2 separate regions of the Homo sapiens genome follow, and region 1 is linked to region 2. Evidence: chromatin contacts called from ENCODE Hi-C or POLR2A ChIA-PET data. All regions are on one chromosome and are shown on one strand. The core of a region is the stretch at or near the end of the contact, and the rest is flanking DNA. Distances in the headings are between cores, read along the strand shown. Region 1 overlaps XPO1 (exportin 1). Region 2 has its middle 120 kb from the start of XPO1.

Evidence for each region. Hi-C counts contacts between places; a loop is a spot of excess contacts on that map. ChIA-PET counts read pairs that join two places held with the same protein, here RNA polymerase II (POLR2A). Pooled maps may share reads with other maps.
Region 1: a loop to region 2 is called in a pooled map, with 3 times the contacts of the local background. The contact joins two enhancer-like sites. A Hi-C loop is called at or near these places in 6 of 50 pooled maps. POLR2A ChIA-PET finds 5 or more read pairs at or near these places in 8 of 52 experiments (AG04450, H1, HEK293 and 5 more).

Annotation. Positions count from the first base shown.
Region 1 is chr2:61,492,159-61,496,540 of GRCh38, forward strand. XPO1 (exportin 1) reads right to left here. Exons shown (of 25, transcript NM_003400.4): 11 at 3,297-3,455; 12 at 1,736-1,933; 13 at 757-895; 14 at 409-590; 15 at 167-323; 16 at 1-40. Among named protein-coding and RNA genes, the nearest start is that of USP34-DT, 23 kb to the left of the region's middle. Within about 2 kb of position 1,478, at least 2 of the 41 ENCODE cell types and tissues checked have a DNase peak (open chromatin) inside an H3K27ac peak, as active enhancers do.
Region 2 is chr2:61,657,544-61,662,373 of GRCh38, forward strand. No RefSeq gene overlaps it. Among named protein-coding and RNA genes, the nearest start is that of XPO1, 120 kb to the left of the region's middle. Within about 2 kb of position 3,053, at least 9 of the 41 ENCODE cell types and tissues checked have a DNase peak (open chromatin) inside an H3K27ac peak, as active enhancers do.

The DNA.
Region 1 (4,382 bases), core at 228-2,727, 170 kb before region 2:
AAAGTATCACAAGCCATATCCTGGACTCCATCATGGGTCTCTAACAAGACAAAAATATTCATTTATTTTGTCCTGGACTCCATCATGGGTCTCTAACAAGACAAAAACATTCATTTATTTTCTTCAATAAAAATAAAAGCAAAATATAGTAAAGAAAGAGATTTACCATGCATGAATTCGAACAGCTTGTTAACTACAGTCTTCAGAAATTTCCAGTGAGCTCTCAAAAAACGTGGGTATTGACCTACTATGTACATGATATTTGATGCAATAATAGCTTTATTATCTTTGCCTCTTTTCTGTTCACATAATCCTAATAGATCCTGTAAATAAGACAAATTTGTATTATTTATTGTAACAACATAATACTTATTTAGCAATTCTAATTCATACCTATCCCTTGCATACCTTTATAACAGTAACAAGAAATCGTTTTTCGTCCTCTTCATGCATTGCTCCACTAATGGAGCCTATTGCCCAACACAATGTATTCAAATTTTTCCATGACCACTCTGTACCATTCACTTGATTGTGAAGCTTCTCTGTCATTATTCTTTCTGTATCTACATAATCCAGATGAGTAAGATAAACTACAAAGAAAAACATGGTTTCAAATGCAAATAATGAGCAGAATTTTATTGATGAGTAACAATACATTTAGAAAATATTTAGAAACTACAAGTACATTTCCTAAAATGTATTTCCACCCCAGAATAGATTTATAAAGGTAAAGATTAACAGTATTTATTAACTTACCCAATGTTTCCCTCATATTCTTATACAAATTTATGGAATCTGTATCCTTCATGAATTCTCTCACAACTTCTCCTTGATCATTCTCTACAACCAATACTTCCTCTGGTTTAGCCATTCGACTAACCATTAATAAACGGACCTATACTCAACAATATATCAATCAAGAAAAAAATCGTTAGATCACTGAAATCATTAGTGTAGAAGCTTAGTTAAAAACAAACAAAACCAAAAAAACCACAAGCCAGCCATGTGTAGGGATTCATGCCTATAATTCCAACTATTCCGGAGGGCCGAGGCAAAAAGAACTGTTGTGGCCAGGAATTTGAGAGCAGCTTGAGCAACACAAAATGACACCCAATCTCTAAAACAATAAAAATACTGGGGCTTAAAGCACAACAGAAAAAACTATGTAAATATAAATGAAGTAAAACTAAAAAATTTAAAATTTGCTAGGCATGGTGGTGTGTGCCTGCAACCAATTACTTGGGAGGCTGACACAAGAGAATTGCTTTAGTCTAGGAGTTCAAGATTGTAGTGAGCTATGACCACGCCACTGCACTCCAACCTGAGCCACAGAGCAAGACCCTGTCTCCAAAAGAAAAAATTTTTTTTCACTGTAATTCTACAAAAATGGCTTTATAATTATTTAAGTGTGTTTTAATGTGATTTTTTTAACCAACTTCTGTTACAGGAGTTTCCTGTGTCTCATTCCTAGACTCTGGTTTAGTAGATTGGCAGGTGGCCAATGAATTTGCCTAACGAAATCACAACCAATGTTGATACTGAGAGAAGGACCACACTCTTGAGAATCAAGGTTCTAGACTCAACTCCTTTCATGTTCTAGTTTTCCACACTCATGGAGAAGTTGTTGGGTTCTCTTTTTATAGCTAATTTATTTACACAGATTAGAAGTATTTGGATTCAGACCTCAAAACCACAGTATGCAACAGGAAGAACACTCAACCAACCGCTCTGTTACCTTGAATAACATGGGCAAATATAGCTGTCTCCTGGGAGGAACATCAAAATGTTGACTTCCAGAAAGCAACGGAGAGGCAGATGTAGAGAATGGACTCTCTCTATAGAGTTCAGCAGCCAAATGATTCCAGTATTCAAGACAAATTTTAAAGATTTCAGTTTCTTCTACTTCAGATACCAACAACATATAATGAAGGGCCTACACAGAAGACCAAAACTGTTAAAATAATTCTTAAACATTACCAACTTCAAATTGCTTTTCACTTGTTACACCTTAAGGGAAAATAAAAATTCATGTTTTATTCATCACAACTCAGATTTCAATACTTATCAAATAGACAGCAAACTCTGGAGTAACTCTGCTTCTTCTGACATGCCCTAAAGCACTTCAAAAATCTCTCACATAGTAGTTGATCAATATGTATTTTTATCATGTCTCCTAATGGAACGACATTTATTTAAAAGGCCTTGGGTGCCAATAAGTGGTATCACAACCCAAATGTACCATCACAGAGGAGAGAACAAACAAAATACTGAATATTCATACAATGAGAATATTCTTCAGACATGATAAAAAGTGAGGTATTGATACAGGTTACAACATGGAAGAACATTGAAAACACAACACCAAATAAAAGAAACCAGACACAAAAGGTCACATGCATGATTCCCTTTATATGGTATAATCAGAATAGATATATCTACAGAGACAGAAACCAAAATAATGGTTGCCAGAAGTTGGGGAGAGAACAAAGGAGAAAGTGACTGTTTTAGGGGTAAAGGGTCACCTTCGGGTGATGAAAATGTTTTGGATCTAGGTATTAATGGTTGTATAACATTGTATATATACTAATATGCCACTGAATTGTGTGTGTGTGTGTATATATATATATACTTATGTTTATATATATATATACTTAAGTTTATATATATATATAAAGAGAGAGAGAGAGACATTTTCTTCCTTCAGACAGAGTCTTGCTCTGTCACTCAGGCTGGAGTGCAGTACTGTGATCTTGGCTCACTGCAACCTCAGCCTACTGGGCTAAAGCAATTCCTGTGCTTCAGCCTCCTGAGGAGCTGGGATTACAGTCATGTGACACCACGCACAGCTAATTTTTTTGTATTTTTAATAGAGACAGAGATTCACGATGTAGGCCAGGCTGGTCTCGAACTCCTGCCTCAAGTGATCCACCCACCTCCGCCTCCCAAAGTGCTGGGATTACACGATGAATTGTATATCTTTAAATGAACAAATGCATGTTATTTGAATTAAAACTGAAATTTTAAAATAAGGTCTTTGAAATTTTAACCTTAGAAATGATATAATAATTAGTAATTTAATTTTGATTATAAATTTTTAGTCCTAGCTTTATGGAGAACATAAAATCAGAAAACTGGGCTTATAACTGTAATTCAGAATTGAGAATATATATAATGTACTGATCAAATATTAAGTAATAAGAAATCTCAAAAGGTACATACATTTTAGAAAAAGGCACTTTTAAGAGTTATTAGTAGGCAGAGCAGAATTTTAGGAGCAAAAGCTCCACATATCTTACCTCCATAAGAGTTTCCCTGAGATTTAATCTTTTTTCTATAAGTTGATCATGTTCCTTAAGAAAGGTGCAGAGAAACAAACTGAGATTTTGAATGAAGTTCTGTTCATCATCTTTTCCATTTGAGTACGCAAGTCGAATATTGGTATTTAAAGGAAGCATCTGCAAATTTTAAAAGGGACGATCAGTTCGCATTTTATAAAACAACTAAAGACACTTAATATTTTATTATTATTTTTTTGAGACAAGGTATCACTCTGTCCAGGCTGGAGTGCAGTGGTATGACCAAAGCTCACTGCAGCCTCCACCTCCTAGGCCCAATCAGTCCTCCTCAGCCCCTCCCGAGTAGCTGGAACCACAGGTATGTGCCATCGCACTAAGCTTATTTTTAACATTTTTGTAGAGACGGTATCTTGTTATGTTGTCCAGGCTGGTCTCAAACTCCTGGCTCAAGCAATCCTCCCACCTTAGCCTCCCAAAGTGCTGGGATTAAAGGTCTGAGCTATTGCACTCAGCCAACACTATTATTTTTAAGCCCTAATATCCCAACACCCTTTTGCTAATATTAAACCACATACAGAACTCCTAGGTCCAGTATACCTATTCTTATATCTCTAGGACTTAGATTTTGACTCTTCTCAAATAAATTAAAGGCCGCTATCACAGCCTTTAAATTTTTCTAGTATTTCTCACTGACATTGAAAAATGTAAAAATAATCAATTCATTCATTCAGATCACAAACATACATAGTAATCTATCTTTCCTTGTTTTTTAAAAGAGACAGGGATTTACCCTGTCATCCAGGCTGGAGTGCAATAGTGTGACCATAGCTCATTTTAACTTTGTATTAATAGGCTCAAGCGATCCTATTGCCTCAGCCTCCAGAGTAGCTGGAACTACAGGTGTGCAACACCACAGCTAGCTATTTTTTAAATCTTTCGTAGGTATGGTCTGGTTATGTTGTCCTGGCTGGTCTCGAACTCCTGGCATCAACTGGTCCTCCCATTCTGGCCTCCCAAAGTTCTGGGATTACAGTATTAACCACCATGCCTGGCCATGAACACAGTATTATGAATAACCTTCTAGAT
Region 2 (4,830 bases), core at 1,803-4,302:
GAGCTTTGATCATGCCACTCCACTCCAGCCTGGGTCACAGTGAGATCCTGTTTCAAAAATAAGTAAGTAGGCCAGGTGTGGTGGCTCACACCAGTAATCCCGGCACTTTGGGAGGCCAAGGTGTGTAGATCACCTGAGGCCAGGAGTTCCAGACCAGCCTGGCCAACATGGTGAAACCTCATCTTTAAAAATAAATAAATAAAAGTAAATAAATAAATTAAAATAATTAACTGCTTTGGCCATTCCAACATATTTCATTCCTGCTAATGATGTGAGTTTGAGATGAGTATTGAGAATAGCTGAAAATTACTATGTATATACAGTGTTTTTGTGTTTTTTTTTTTTTTTTGAAACAGAGTCTTGCTCTGTTGCCAGGCTGGAGTGCAGTGGCACAATCTCAGCTCACTGCAACCTCCGCCTCCCGGATTCAAGCGATTCTCCTGCCTCAGCCTCCCGAGTAGCTGGGATTACAAGTGCCCGCCACCACGCCCAGCTAATTTTTGTATTTTTAGTAGAGGCAGGGTTTCACTATGTTGGCCAGGATGGTCTCAATCTCTTGACGTCATGATCTGCCTGCCTTGCTCTCCCAAAATGCTGGGATTACAGGTGTGAGCCACTGCACCTGGCTGAAAATTTACTATATTTATATATGTAAAAGAGCTATTTTTTAGCATTTTTTAAACAGATGCTCTCTTTGCTTTGCTTTCTTAAGATCAAGGCATTTGCCAATAATTCTTAGAGGATGGAAAAGGTCTTACTCCCACCACCCCACTTACCATATATTTTATTCATGAAGACCATAACAACAAGAGCCAAAATACCCCATTCCTAAAGCCAAGTTTCACTCTTTTTTTTTTTTTTTTTTTTTTTTTAGATGGAGTCTCGTTGTGTAGCCCAGGCTGGAGTGCAGTGGCGCTATCTCAGCTCACTGCAAGCTCCGCCTCCCGGGTTCACGCCATTCTCCTGCCTCAGCCTCCCGAGTAGCTGGGACTACAGGCGCCCGCCACCACGCCCGGCTAATTTTTTATATTTTTAGTAGAGACGGGGTTTCACCGTGTTAGCCAGGATGGTCTCGATCTCCTGACCTCGTGATCCGCCCACCTCGGCCTCCCACAGTGCTGGGATTAGAGGCGTGAGCCACCGCGCCCGGCCTTCACTCTTAACAGAAGTATGTGAAAGATAGAAAAAGACTGGTTCCTTTTTGATTGTTGAAGATTTCACCTTCGTCTGATGTCTTGGTGGGTATTTATCTGATGGTGCCATAAAATAAGATTTCAGGTGAAGAACGGGTATGCTTTCGTTTTTGAAAAGTTGGAGAAGAGCTATTGTGAACATGGGTGCTTTCCCAAGCAGGCTGATTTTAGGAAAGAGAATACATTGAAGTTGAGGATCAGATTTCCACAAAGCTATCTATAATTGAGCACCTCTTGGAAAGCATTTTGTACTCCCAACAGCATGGGAATCCCCAGTTTGAAGACCACTGGGGTAGACTCAAAAATGGCTAACCATGCCTTAAGAAAATATTGCCATCTAGTGGCAACTACTCAAGACATAGGCATAAAGACCTAAATGGTCCCTTGACCCTTTGAAGGACACCTCTGTGTGATTCAGCCACAAGGAGCAAAATATCTCATATTTATATTGTACGTTTACTTAACATTACTCTTTCTATATATATTGTGTTATCTAATATTCCAAGCAAGCCCTTAAGATGCACATGCTCTTTCCTGTTATAGATGAGGCATTTGAGGAACACAGAGAGTAATTTATCCAAGATCATATTTCCATTTATTTATTCCAGATCCATTTATCAGGCACTATTACATGACTGGCATTATTCTAGGCTTGAAGAAGGGGCATGGGTTATGGGTGAACTGAAAGATGACTAAGACACATGTCCTTATGTCATTCACAATCTAATGGGGACACAAAACTATGAATGGGGCAATCAGGACTTGTATCTTGGACTGCTAATGTGTATCAGTGTCCTCACTGTACCATGGTACAGTAAACATAAATGTCAGACTGGTGCTCGAGTGATCCTGGGAGTCCTTGCAGTCACATGAAGCCAGTATCAGAGGAGTGTGGTGTCCAAGCAAAATGAGTCACTGAATTAAAATGTCATTTGAACAGAGTGCCTGCCCTTCCCTCCCCTTCTAATCTGTTGCTTGTAATTTGCTGTTGGCTTGGAAACCCAATAAGGAAATTTATTAAAAGAGTATTTAAGATGAAAGAAAATTATCTGAATGAAAATCCCAGAAGCTCCCCGATGAGTGTTGTATATGAGCTTTGGAGCATAAACTTGACTTCTGCTTTGGCCATTCTTGGGACTTTCTTAAGATGGCCTGTCTCTGAGCTGAGGCCAGGTAGCTGAGTTAGGCAGTGAGCTGTGAGTGGGCAGTGTTATGTTCGAATCGATAATCGTGCTGTAACGGGCACAACATGTTAGGAAAGACCCACATTCTCAAGACATGTTGGCCTCCCCAGCCTCACCTTCAGGATCTTTCCCAACTCTGTGCACTGCAGAAATTGATGTTCTTTCTGTTTTTTGAACATTCCAAGTTCTTGCCTAACTCAGGCCTTTGTAATATTTCTCCTTCTCCTTTACTCTTCACATGCCTGGCTCTTTATCTTTCAGGATTCAGCTTAAATGTCACCTTTTTAGAAAGCCCCTCATCGACTGCTCTACCACATTAATACAGGGTCCTGCACCTAATCTATATGCTCTGCCAATACCTTGTTGTATCCTAAAAATGTCCTATTGACATTTTTCTATGCTAACTGAAACTGAAGCACTTAACCCCTTCTAACTAATACTATTTTGTCTACATCTTTATTGGTCTATCTCCCTCCACCAGAAAGTAAGCCTTGTGAGGACAGGGGTTGTGTCTATTTGGCTCATTTCTGTATCCCTACCACCTAGAAGAGACTTGGCATGTGGTAGGCCCTCAGTAAATATCAGTGAATGAATTGAATGAACACTCTTTCCCTCTTTGTCTCAGTGGCCATTCTCAGTAAATGCAGCCAGACGGCCAGACTGGCCTGGTTTTCTTAAATAGATTCTGACAGTTTTACTTGGCAGCTCATGAAGCAGGACTGCTGTGTGCCTTTGTTCCAGGAAATGGACTTCAAGTCACCTTCCCAGGGCCCAAGCTTCTTTGGGACAGGAAATCAGGCATTGATTAGGTACATAAAGTTGGGGCTTCCTAAGTCTACACCGCCATATCTTTGGTTAACTCTGGGTAAGAGGTCATAGTTCTGTTAGCTCTCCTCCATTCCTAACCACAACTGCACCTCTGTAAGGAGCCGGTTCTCTGGCCTTTGTGCCACAGATCACTGCAGCAGGGTGGCCCTGGGGCGAGTGGAGCTTCCCTCACTCATCCTTCCCTGCTTCTGGATAAACAATGCCAAGTTCATCATGCCCTGCTGGTATTAAGTCAAGAGTGGATGTCTTGTGAAAAGAACCATATGTCTCCTGTGAAGGGCTGAAAATGGACTGTTGAGAACCAATTTCCAGTGAGAGCCATGGGACCTAGGAAGAACCAAGGTCACTGAGCTCAGGGACTTTGGGAGACATCCATGAAGGTCCAGTTCATATGCAGTACTACTCTAAACATAGCAATGAAGAATCCCTGCCCTCTTAGAGGGAGGGGTGGGGCTGAATACTTCCCTTGCTAAGGAGCTATCAGTCAGCATCCTATCCCTGCCTCCAGAGCAGCCAGTCTTGCTGGGATTATGGCCTGCAGCCTCCAGTCTCCACTGCTTCACTTTCTGTTCACTTCTTCTAAACTCACTACCTTTCCAAATTCAATGCATACTCTCTCTTCCTCACTTACTGCAATCCACTTTTGAGTTCGTTGGATGGGGTAAGTACTTCCCACCCCAGGTCTTTGCACACTTTGGATGGAATAAATATTTCCCGTGTTTTTGCACACACTGTTCTGCCTCTACCTCCATAAAAAGGCACTTCTCCTCAATTAACATTGTTCTACCACCTTGTGGCTTCTGTTTTCACCTGTTAAGCAACCCAAACTGCATTTGCCAATGAATCAAAGGTGTATCTGTTTCTAAATGTGTGGATGCGTGTAGGGAGAACTGATGTTTTGTGAATGTTATCCTATCCAAGAGCATGGGAGACCTTCCCATTTGTTCCAAGTTTTTGCTGTGTTCCTGAGGAAAATTTTAAAGTTTTCATCATATAGACCTTGTACAATTCTTGGCAAGTCTATTCCTAGGAATTTTTAAATTTTTATTTTTGAGACAGGGTCTCACTGTGTTGCCCAAGCTGGAGCAGTGGCATGATCATGGCTCACTGCAGCCTCAACCTCCTGGACTCAAGCGATCCTCCCACCTCAGCCTCCTGAGTAGCTGGGACTATAGGGATGCACCACCACGACCCGCTAATTTTTGTATTTTTTTTTGTAGAGACGGGGTTTCACTATGTTGCCCAGGCTGGTCTTGAACTCTGGGCTCAAGTGATCTGCCCACCTCAACCTTACAAAATGCTGGGATTATAGTCATGAGCCACCATGCCTGGTCTGGGAATTTACGTTTTTTGTTGCTATTAAAAATAGTGTCTTTCCCCCACTATATCTAATTGATTGCTATTTGCATACATAAAAGATAATTGGTTTATAGACATTAATAGAATATTTGTTTTGTTTATAGTGGATTTTATATTTGATTCTGTTGGGTTTTCTAGATATATAATAATAGAATCTATGTAAATAGCGATACTTTATAACTTTTTTCCAGTTTTGATACCATGAGTTCTCTTCTCTTGTCTAACTGCATTGACTAACACATCTAGAAAGATGTTAAATAACATGG